Regions from separate parts of the Homo sapiens genome. Here region 1 is linked to region 2. The links are chromatin contacts, found by Hi-C in ENCODE. All regions are on one chromosome and are shown on one strand. The core of a region is the stretch at or near the end of the contact, and the rest is flanking DNA. Distances in the headings are between cores, read along the strand shown.

Region 1 (4,146 bases), core at 41-2,540, 6.6 Mb after region 2:
TTATGCAAGAAATCTTAGTCATGACGAGAGGATGCTTCCTTTGTAAAACATCCAATTTCATGTTCCTAAAATACAACATAAAAACTTCACGTCTTGGTTTTTTTGTTTGTTTAATTTTAACAAATACCAATCTCCTTCTAAACCTTCAAAATTTCAAACCTGTGTCTGCCCAGGGAAGGCAGGCATCAGCTCCTCCACAGGCAGTTTCCTTCCCTCCCTTTCCTCTAAGCGGGGAATCTCATTCCTAGTTTTCTGCCCCAGGGTCCTGTCAGTTCATCCCCGGCCTAAAGTCCCCTCGGGAGACGAAAAAAACGCCAAGTATCCCCGCAGAGATCGGGGTAAGACGCAGTTGAGTCTTGCACACGCCGCATCACGAGGCCGCGCGAGTACAATTTCAAAACTTAAGCTGCAGGTTTCATTTAAATTTTTAAAAAATTTTTGTAAAAATTAAAGGAGAAAACCTAGCTCCCCCTCCCCACGCCTCCTCCTCCCTCTCGGGTCCTCAAGGCCTAAAGCCAACCCGGGGAAGGTAATGGGGATGGGGGATGCGCTCCTCGCCGGCGAGGCCCCGGGACAAAGTGCGGGGCCCCGGGGGCGGCCGAAGCGGGCCCTTCTCCTTCCAGGGCCGGTGCGCGCCCCCCGCCGGATCCCCTGGAAGGATCGGCGGGCGCAGGCTGAGACTCAGCCTCCAGGCCCGCGAGCGGCCGGGGCGCGCTGACAGCTGCCCCGGGCCGGGGATGCGCGGCTGACCTGGTCTCGCGAGCCCCAGGCCCTACCCCGGCCCAGCCCGGCCCAGCCCGGCCCGCGCGGCTGGAAAAGGATACTCCCGGGTGCGGAAGGCCTCCTGAGTGTGCGGGATGGTGAAGAGCGGCTCCTCTCCGGGCAACGGCTTCACCAGCGGGAAGGGCTTGCGGCCCAGGAGCGGCGCCATCGCGGCGGCGGCGGTGGGGACTGGCGGCTGCTGGGGCCGGCCCCGCGGCGCAGCACTAGGCCCCGCGGCCCGGAGCGAGCGCCAGGCGCCCGGGGGTGGGGTGGGGGAAGGGAGGGGTGAGAGGGCGGCGCGAACTCCGGCTCCCTCACCGCCGGCGCGGCCGCGCGACAGTCATGGAGCGGAACGCCACGGCGCAGAGCTCCCGCGCACACCGCCGCGCCTCCCAGCAGCCCCCCGCCGACCTCCGCTTCGGGTCCCGGCGGCCGGCAGTCACGACTCCTCCTCAGCAGCACCGGAGGAAATTATTGAAAAATGGCGGGAGATTCCCCTCCTCCCCCGGGCCCGGCCAACGCACACACTAACTTGCTCCCCCGTGGCGCCGGTGGCGAATGCTCCAATAGGCGGAGAGCTGGTCAGCGCTCACAGCCTATTGGCTCGGAGGAGCTGCCGCTCCGCGCCTGGGTCCCGCCCCCCTGCCCCTGTCGCGTAGTTGGGTTGCAGCGCACTAGAGGGCAGTCTGAAGAGGTGAAAGGTCACGTTATGTAAGCGCCCGTGATAGGCGTGCGGGCCTCCGACGGCAGAGTTAAAAGTGGGGGACAGCGGGGGATGGAGAGGACGAGAACTCAAAGAGGTCAAGCCGGAGAAGCCCCTCGCATATACAGATACTGCGCCATCTGTCACCGACGGCGACACCGACATCCGGGCACCACTGTCCGTGTGGTGCGCCGGAGGGGGAGGGTGAGCGCGCGGCCAGGGGCTTTGTCTTTCCTCTTGGGCGCCTCCCCCTTCTTAAAGGCGCCGTGCTCGGCCACGCCCGGGGATGCGCGGGTGGGGCTGGGCTGCAGGGAGGGGTTGGCGGGAAGTGGCCCCGGGAGCTTACCCTACCAAAGGTTCTGCGGAAGGACAACGTGGGGGCCAGCTTTGCTCACCCCAGAGTTAACTTCTGGGCGGGAGTGTGGTTGAGATCTGGGTAGAAGTATACTGCTTGTTTCTAGGGGCTGGCTGGAAAGTAGAATATAGAAGCTTCTTTGGAGAAATAGATTAAAAGACGTACTTAGTTTTTTGGTTTTTGGTTTTTGTTTTTTTTGAGACGGAGTCTCGCTCTGTCGCCCAGGCTGGAGGGCAATGGCGCGATATCGGCTCACCGCAACCTCCGCCTCCCGGGTTCAAGAGATTCTCCTGCCTCAGCCTCCCAAGTAGCTGGAATTACTGGCGTGCACCACCACGCCCGGCCAATTTTGTATTATTAGTAGAGACGGGGCTTCTCCATGTTGGTCAGGCTGGTCTCAAACTCCCGACTTCAGGTGATCCGACCGCCTAGGCCTCCCAAAATTATCATTATTTTTTTTTTTGAGACGGAGTTTCACTCTTGTTGCCCAGGCTGGAGTGCAGTGGTGCAGTCTCGGCTCACTGCAACCTCTCCCTCCCGGGTTCAAGCTATTCTCTTGCCTCGGCCTCCCGAGTAGCTGGGACTACAGGTGCGCGCCACCACACCCGGCTATTTTTTGTATTTTGTAGAGACGGGGTTTCACCATGTTGGTCAGGCTGGTCTCGGACTCCTGATCTCAGGTGATCCACCCGCCTCGGCCTCCCAAAGTGTTGGGATTACAGGCGTGAGCCACCACGCCCTGCCAGAGCTGTGACTCTGGCTTTTTTTTTTTTTCTCCCATGATACTCAGCACCTGGCTCGGAACATTGTAGGTGCTAGTGAATACTATTTGAATGAATTGGATCTACCTTTTATTTTTTATTTTTTTTGTAGAGACAGGGTCTTACTTTGTTGCCCAGACTGGTCTCGAACTCTTGGCCTCAAGCAATTGTCCCGCCTCTGCCTCCCAAAGTGCTGAGATTAGGCGTGACCCACTGTGCCCAGCCAGGATGTCTCTTTAATAGGTACGTCTGGGCCGGGCGCAGTGGCTCACCCCTGTAATCCCAGCACTTTGGGAGGCCGAGGCGGGCGGATCACGGGGTCAGGAGATGGAGACCATCCTGGCTAACACGGTGAAACCCCGTCTCTACTAAAAATACAAAAAATTAGCCAGGCGTGGTGGCGGGTGCCTGTAGTCCCAGCTACTGGGAAGCTGAGGCAGAATGGCGTGAACCCGGGAGGTGGAGCTTGGAGTGAGCGGAGATCGTGCCACTGCACTCCAGCCTGGGCGACAGAGCGAGACTCCGTCTCAGGGAGGCGGGGGGGGGGGGGAAATAGGTACGTTTGGTCGGGCACGATGGCTCACGCCTGTAATCCCAGCATTTTGGGAGGCTGAGGCGGGCGCCTCACCTGAGCTCGGGAGTTCGAAACCAGCCTGAGCACCATGGAGAAACCCTGTCTCTACTAAAAATACAAAATTAGCCGGGCGTGGTGGCGCATGCCTGTAATCCCAGCTATTCGAGAGGCTGAGGCAGGAGAATCGCTTGAATCCGAGAGGGGGTGGTTGCGGTGAGCCGAGTTTGTGCTATTGCGCTCCAGCCTGGGCAACAAGAGCAAAACTCCGTCTCAAAAATTATAATAATAATCACAGTTCTATACAAAGTGCAGAATAAGAAAATAGCATCAACTATTTTAATGCTATTAAATGGGGAGCATTTCAGTTGCTTCTCCAAGCAGACAACACCCACATCCAGAATTTGTTTGGCTTTCCAGTACAATCAAAAACACACTCATTAAGTTATCTCCCTATTAAACTGTCTCCCTTAGTTTAAAGAACTTCACTTTAAAGTTTCCCAGCCTGTACCTTCCCAGCTGTACCTTCCCAGCCTGTCCTTCAACGGGGCTAGACTGCGAGGTGTCTCTAAATGCAGTCTCCTAATGTCAGACCTCTATCTCCTTTTCTTCTCACCTCAAGGATCTCCTATCCCCACTAGGAGGTCTAGGTCAAAAGCTACCTCTGTGAAGTTTCCTCTGATCACCTAGCAGAAAAGATCTCGGTTCCTTTTCCTTGAGGCAGTAGACTTTTCTCCCAAGAACAGCAGGAGAAGCCTTGCCAGAGCACATAGCGTTTGAGTTAATTGAGAAAAGAAAAGAGTTCTCTAGACAGAGAAGGAGGGACGAACATTATAGACAGAACAGCAGAGTGAAGCCTGGAAGTTCAAGATCGTGTGCCCAAAATGTGAGGATTTGAGGCAGAATATATCAGATGAGAATGGTAAAGGAAGTGACCATCCTGATATATTCTGTAATGGCTGAATCGGAGTGACTACTTAGAAGGGAATTACAG
Region 2 (3,933 bases), core at 444-2,943:
AGGAAGATAATTCAAATGGTGCAAGATAACAAAAGAGGGCAAGAATCATGGAAATAAGAGGGTATTCAGTGAAGGAACTGAGCCATTGTGTTGAACATTACAGGCTTCACCTGATAAACTTTTGTTAAAGATGGCTGGGTGTGGTGGCTCATGCCTGTAATCCCAGCACTTTGGGAGGTGGAAGTGAGCGGATCACTTGAGCCCAGGAGTTTGAGACCAGCCTGAGCAATTTGGGGGAAACCCCATTTCTGTGAAAAATATGAAAATTAGCTGGGCACGATGGTGCACATCTGTGGTCCCAGCTACTCAGGAGGCTGAGACAGGAGGATCACTTCAGCTTGGGAGGCCGAGTCTGCAGTGAGCCATGATCATGCGACTGCACTCCAGCTTGGGTGACAGAGCAAGACCTTGTCTCAAAAGCAAGAACAACAAAACTTTATTACCTTTAAAGCACCCTGTACTCCTCCCCCATCCCATTCCCCTAACACTTAACATGAAGTTTATACATCTTTTTCTCATGCTTCATGTCAGTTCAAACAATTATGTATGCATCTCTAAACAATATGTTATGAACTTGCCTGTTTTGAATTTTACATAATGGAAATATGTAGCAGTGTACCATTTTGTGATTTGGTCCCTGCCAATATAGTCTGCAATTGACTACCATAATTGTGTGAGCTGTATTAAATAATTTTCACTGGTCTTTTGTACCCGATTAAACACGAAGATGGGCCAGGCGTGGCAGCTCACACCTGTAATCCCAGATCCTCCCGAGGTGGGAGGATCACTTGGGTCCAGTAGTTCGAGACCAGCTTGAGTAACATAGGGAGACCCTGTCTCTACAAAAACAAACCAAACCATGAATATATCAAAGTTGGTTTTTACATTTGACTGTATGGACATCTGCTTTTTCTCCCCAATTTTTAGTGAGTCATACTGCTGCTAAAAACATTGGTGTTGCTATGAGCATTATTTTGTCTACTTGTGCATAGGTGCAACTGTTTCTCCAGGGTAATATATTCTCAAGAGAGGATGTGTATATCTTTAAGTGTACTGCATAATGCCAAATTACTTTGCAAAGTGATTGTACAAAATTATACTTTAAAAATTTTCATTTTCATTTTATTTTATTTATAAATAGAGTCAGAGACTCCCTATGTTACCCAGGCTGGTCTGGAACTCCAGGACTCAAGCGATCCTCCTGCCTTGGCCTCCCAAAGTGCTGAGATTACAGGCCTGAGCCACCGCGCCTGGTCCAAAATTACATGTTTATCAGCAGTGATTAATATACAAGCACATCAACAGACACACGCATAGCACACACATGAGCATGCACACGTGTGCGCACTCCCTACACATCTACGCATGCACACACCCATACCATCACACACCACACACGCGCACACAGATGCACATACATGCACTCACTGCACACACCGTTGTACACGATGCACACTACAAGCCACATACACGCACTACGCACACACGCACACGCACAACACCAGACCGGCACACAGACCCATAAACGTCCATCACGCACTCCACGCACGTCCGCATGCACGCTACCCGTCCCGGAAGCGTGGTCTCCGCCGCCTGCCTCTGACGAAGCTTGTCCCGGCCGCGCCACCGTCGGACGCCCGGGGTCGGAGGTCACGGCGGCGTTGGAGGTGGCGTGGTTTTTTTTTTTTTTTTCACCCGGAAACCGCGGTTGCCGGAGCCCGAACTGAGGCGGCGGCGGGAGCCCGGTTGGCGTCTGGTCTTCGCGTCGGCCCCGCGGAGCCAGACGCTGCCCCCGGCGCGGGGAGAAGATGGTGCCTAGCGGCCTCGGGCCCGCCACGCGCCGCCACGAGTGAGCCCAGCGCGACCGCGGGCGTCCGCCGAGCAGCTGGCCCGGCTGGGCCCGGGGCGCGCAGCTGCCCGCCGGGGCGGGGTGAGCCGGGGCTGGAGGGCGGGCTGGGGTCGGGCCCAGTCGGGGCTGCCCGCGGGGCCGGGAGCGGGGAGCGTGCTGGTCGGGAGCGGCTCCTCCGCCGGCTTTTTTCACCGCTTCTCAGGGTGCAGACCCCGCCCCAACTGCTGGCGGGGGTCGCCCAGCATCGGCCGACCTCGGCCTGGTCCCCCCACACTGGGGTTTGCCCACTCGCGTCCCCCGAGCCAGGGTTCCCTGCCGGCCTTGGAGATGGCGGGACTTCCCACGTCTGGAGCCGAGGCCTGGATAATTCGGATTTGGCACGGGAAACATCTTGGTCGTTTGCCATTTTTCGGCTTTGGGGAGTGTTTGCGTTTCTTCTCCGTTTGGCAGTGAAACACATCTCAGAAAGGTGGGAGGGAGAGACTCACGTACGTCCACAAAGTTAAATGGCATAGTGGTGTTCCCTGTGTCAAGCTTGGTAAATATCCGGAATGGGGTGGATTCTTTCTTCATGTTTTTAATAAAATGAGGAGTGATCGCAAGGTAATCTAGAGGCATGTAGTTTCAGTTCCCTTGATGGGGACCATCAGAAATAAAACCAGGCTTGTTGTGCTGTTTTGAGTCGTTTGAACGCCGTACCCATCGGACAGCTGGTGAGGAGGCCTTTGTGGAAGAATCTGATGTCTGAGTTTAGTTCTCAACTAGCAGGTGACAGCCCTCACTGGCTGATGAATGGTGAGCTTCTCTGAAGCCTGCTTTGTAAAGATTGTGGCTTCCGCCTGAACTGCTTCTTTCCTGCCTCAAAGGTGAGCCGCTACGGGAGGGAATGGGAAGAAAAACTCCGAGACTGCTGATGAATATGTGATAAAGTGGTTTGTCTCGATAGCACCATCAGCTTGGGTCAGCTTAGGGTCTCAGCATGTGTATCTCATTTGTAGATGAGTGTTCCATCAGCGCTTGACCGATAAGGGTGTCCATCTACTTCCTCTTTTCATCTAGGGATTCTGACAGGAAATAGACCTGTCGCGCACCTAAGGTATACTTAGGTGTGCATTGACCCTAAGTGCATTTACTCTCTAGGATTAAGGATTTGGAGTTTCAACTTGTAGTGAAGATTCTGGGAGAATTCCTGTGGCCTGAATCAGGTGGACTGGAATCACTGCTAGCACCGGAGTCTCAATGCTAAAATCACCAAAGGCTAGTTAACTGGCACCTTCTCCGTTTAGGCTCTAGCTGCATCTGTGGCAAGGAGGAAAGGTAGATTATATATATATATGTTTTTGAGACAGAGTCTCACTCTTGTCGCCCAGGCTGGAGTGCAGTGGTGCGATCTCTGCTCACTGCAACCTCTGCCTCCCAGGTCCAAGCAATCCTCCTGCCTCAGCCTCCCTAGTAGCTGGGATTACAGGTGCCCGCCACCATGCCCAGCTAATTTTTGTATTTTTAGTAGAGACAAGGTTTCACCATGTTGGCCAGGCTGGTCTTGAACTCCTGACCTCAGGTGATCCATCCTCCTCGGCCTCCCAAAGTTCTGGAATTATAGGCGTGAACCACCCGCACCTGGCATAAGTGCGAATATATTAATAGTTTCTGCCTGTAAGGAATGTACTTAGAGGAAGCAATAGGCTAGAAAATGTGGCAGGACTGAATTGCCATAGTGGTATACCAACTGTTCAGGATTTTGTTATGGTTAGGATCAGAAACTAACTTTTTTTTTTTTCTTGAGGCGGAGTCTTGCTCTGTTGCCTAGGCTGGAGTGCAGTGGCGCGAAGTTAGCTCACTGCAACCTCTGCCTCTCAGGTTCAAGCGATTTTTCTGCCTCAGCTGCCTGAGTAGCTGGGATTACAGTTGCCTGCCACCACGCCTGGCTAATTTTTGTATTTTTGGTAGAGACGAGGTTTCATGTTGTTGGCCAGGCCTTGAACTCCTGACCTCAGGTGATCTGCCCACCTTGGCCTCCCAAAGTGCTGGAAGTATAGGTGTGAGCCACCTTGCTCAGCCCGAAACTCGTGAAGTAAACTTTG

What was found. A loop is a pair of places that touch in the nucleus more often than their neighbours do. Pooled maps may share reads with other maps.
Region 1: a pooled map shows a loop between it and region 2 (10-fold over the local background). The contact joins the promoter of BAZ1B here to the promoter of TMEM248 in region 2. A Hi-C loop is called at or near these places in 5 of 50 pooled maps.

The regions. Positions count from the first base shown.
Region 1 is chr7:73,521,003-73,525,148 of GRCh38, forward strand. It overlaps BAZ1B (bromodomain adjacent to zinc finger domain 1B), which reads right to left and starts at 1,291. Exons shown (of 20, transcript NM_032408.4): 1 at 825-1,291. The coding sequence starts at 931. RefSeq lists silencers at 535-1,414, 1,765-1,904 and an enhancer at 1,475-1,634.
Region 2 is chr7:66,919,532-66,923,464 of GRCh38, forward strand. TMEM248 (transmembrane protein 248) reads left to right here and starts at 1,694. Exons shown (of 7, transcript NM_017994.5): 1 at 1,694-1,930. RefSeq lists a silencer at 1,736-1,985.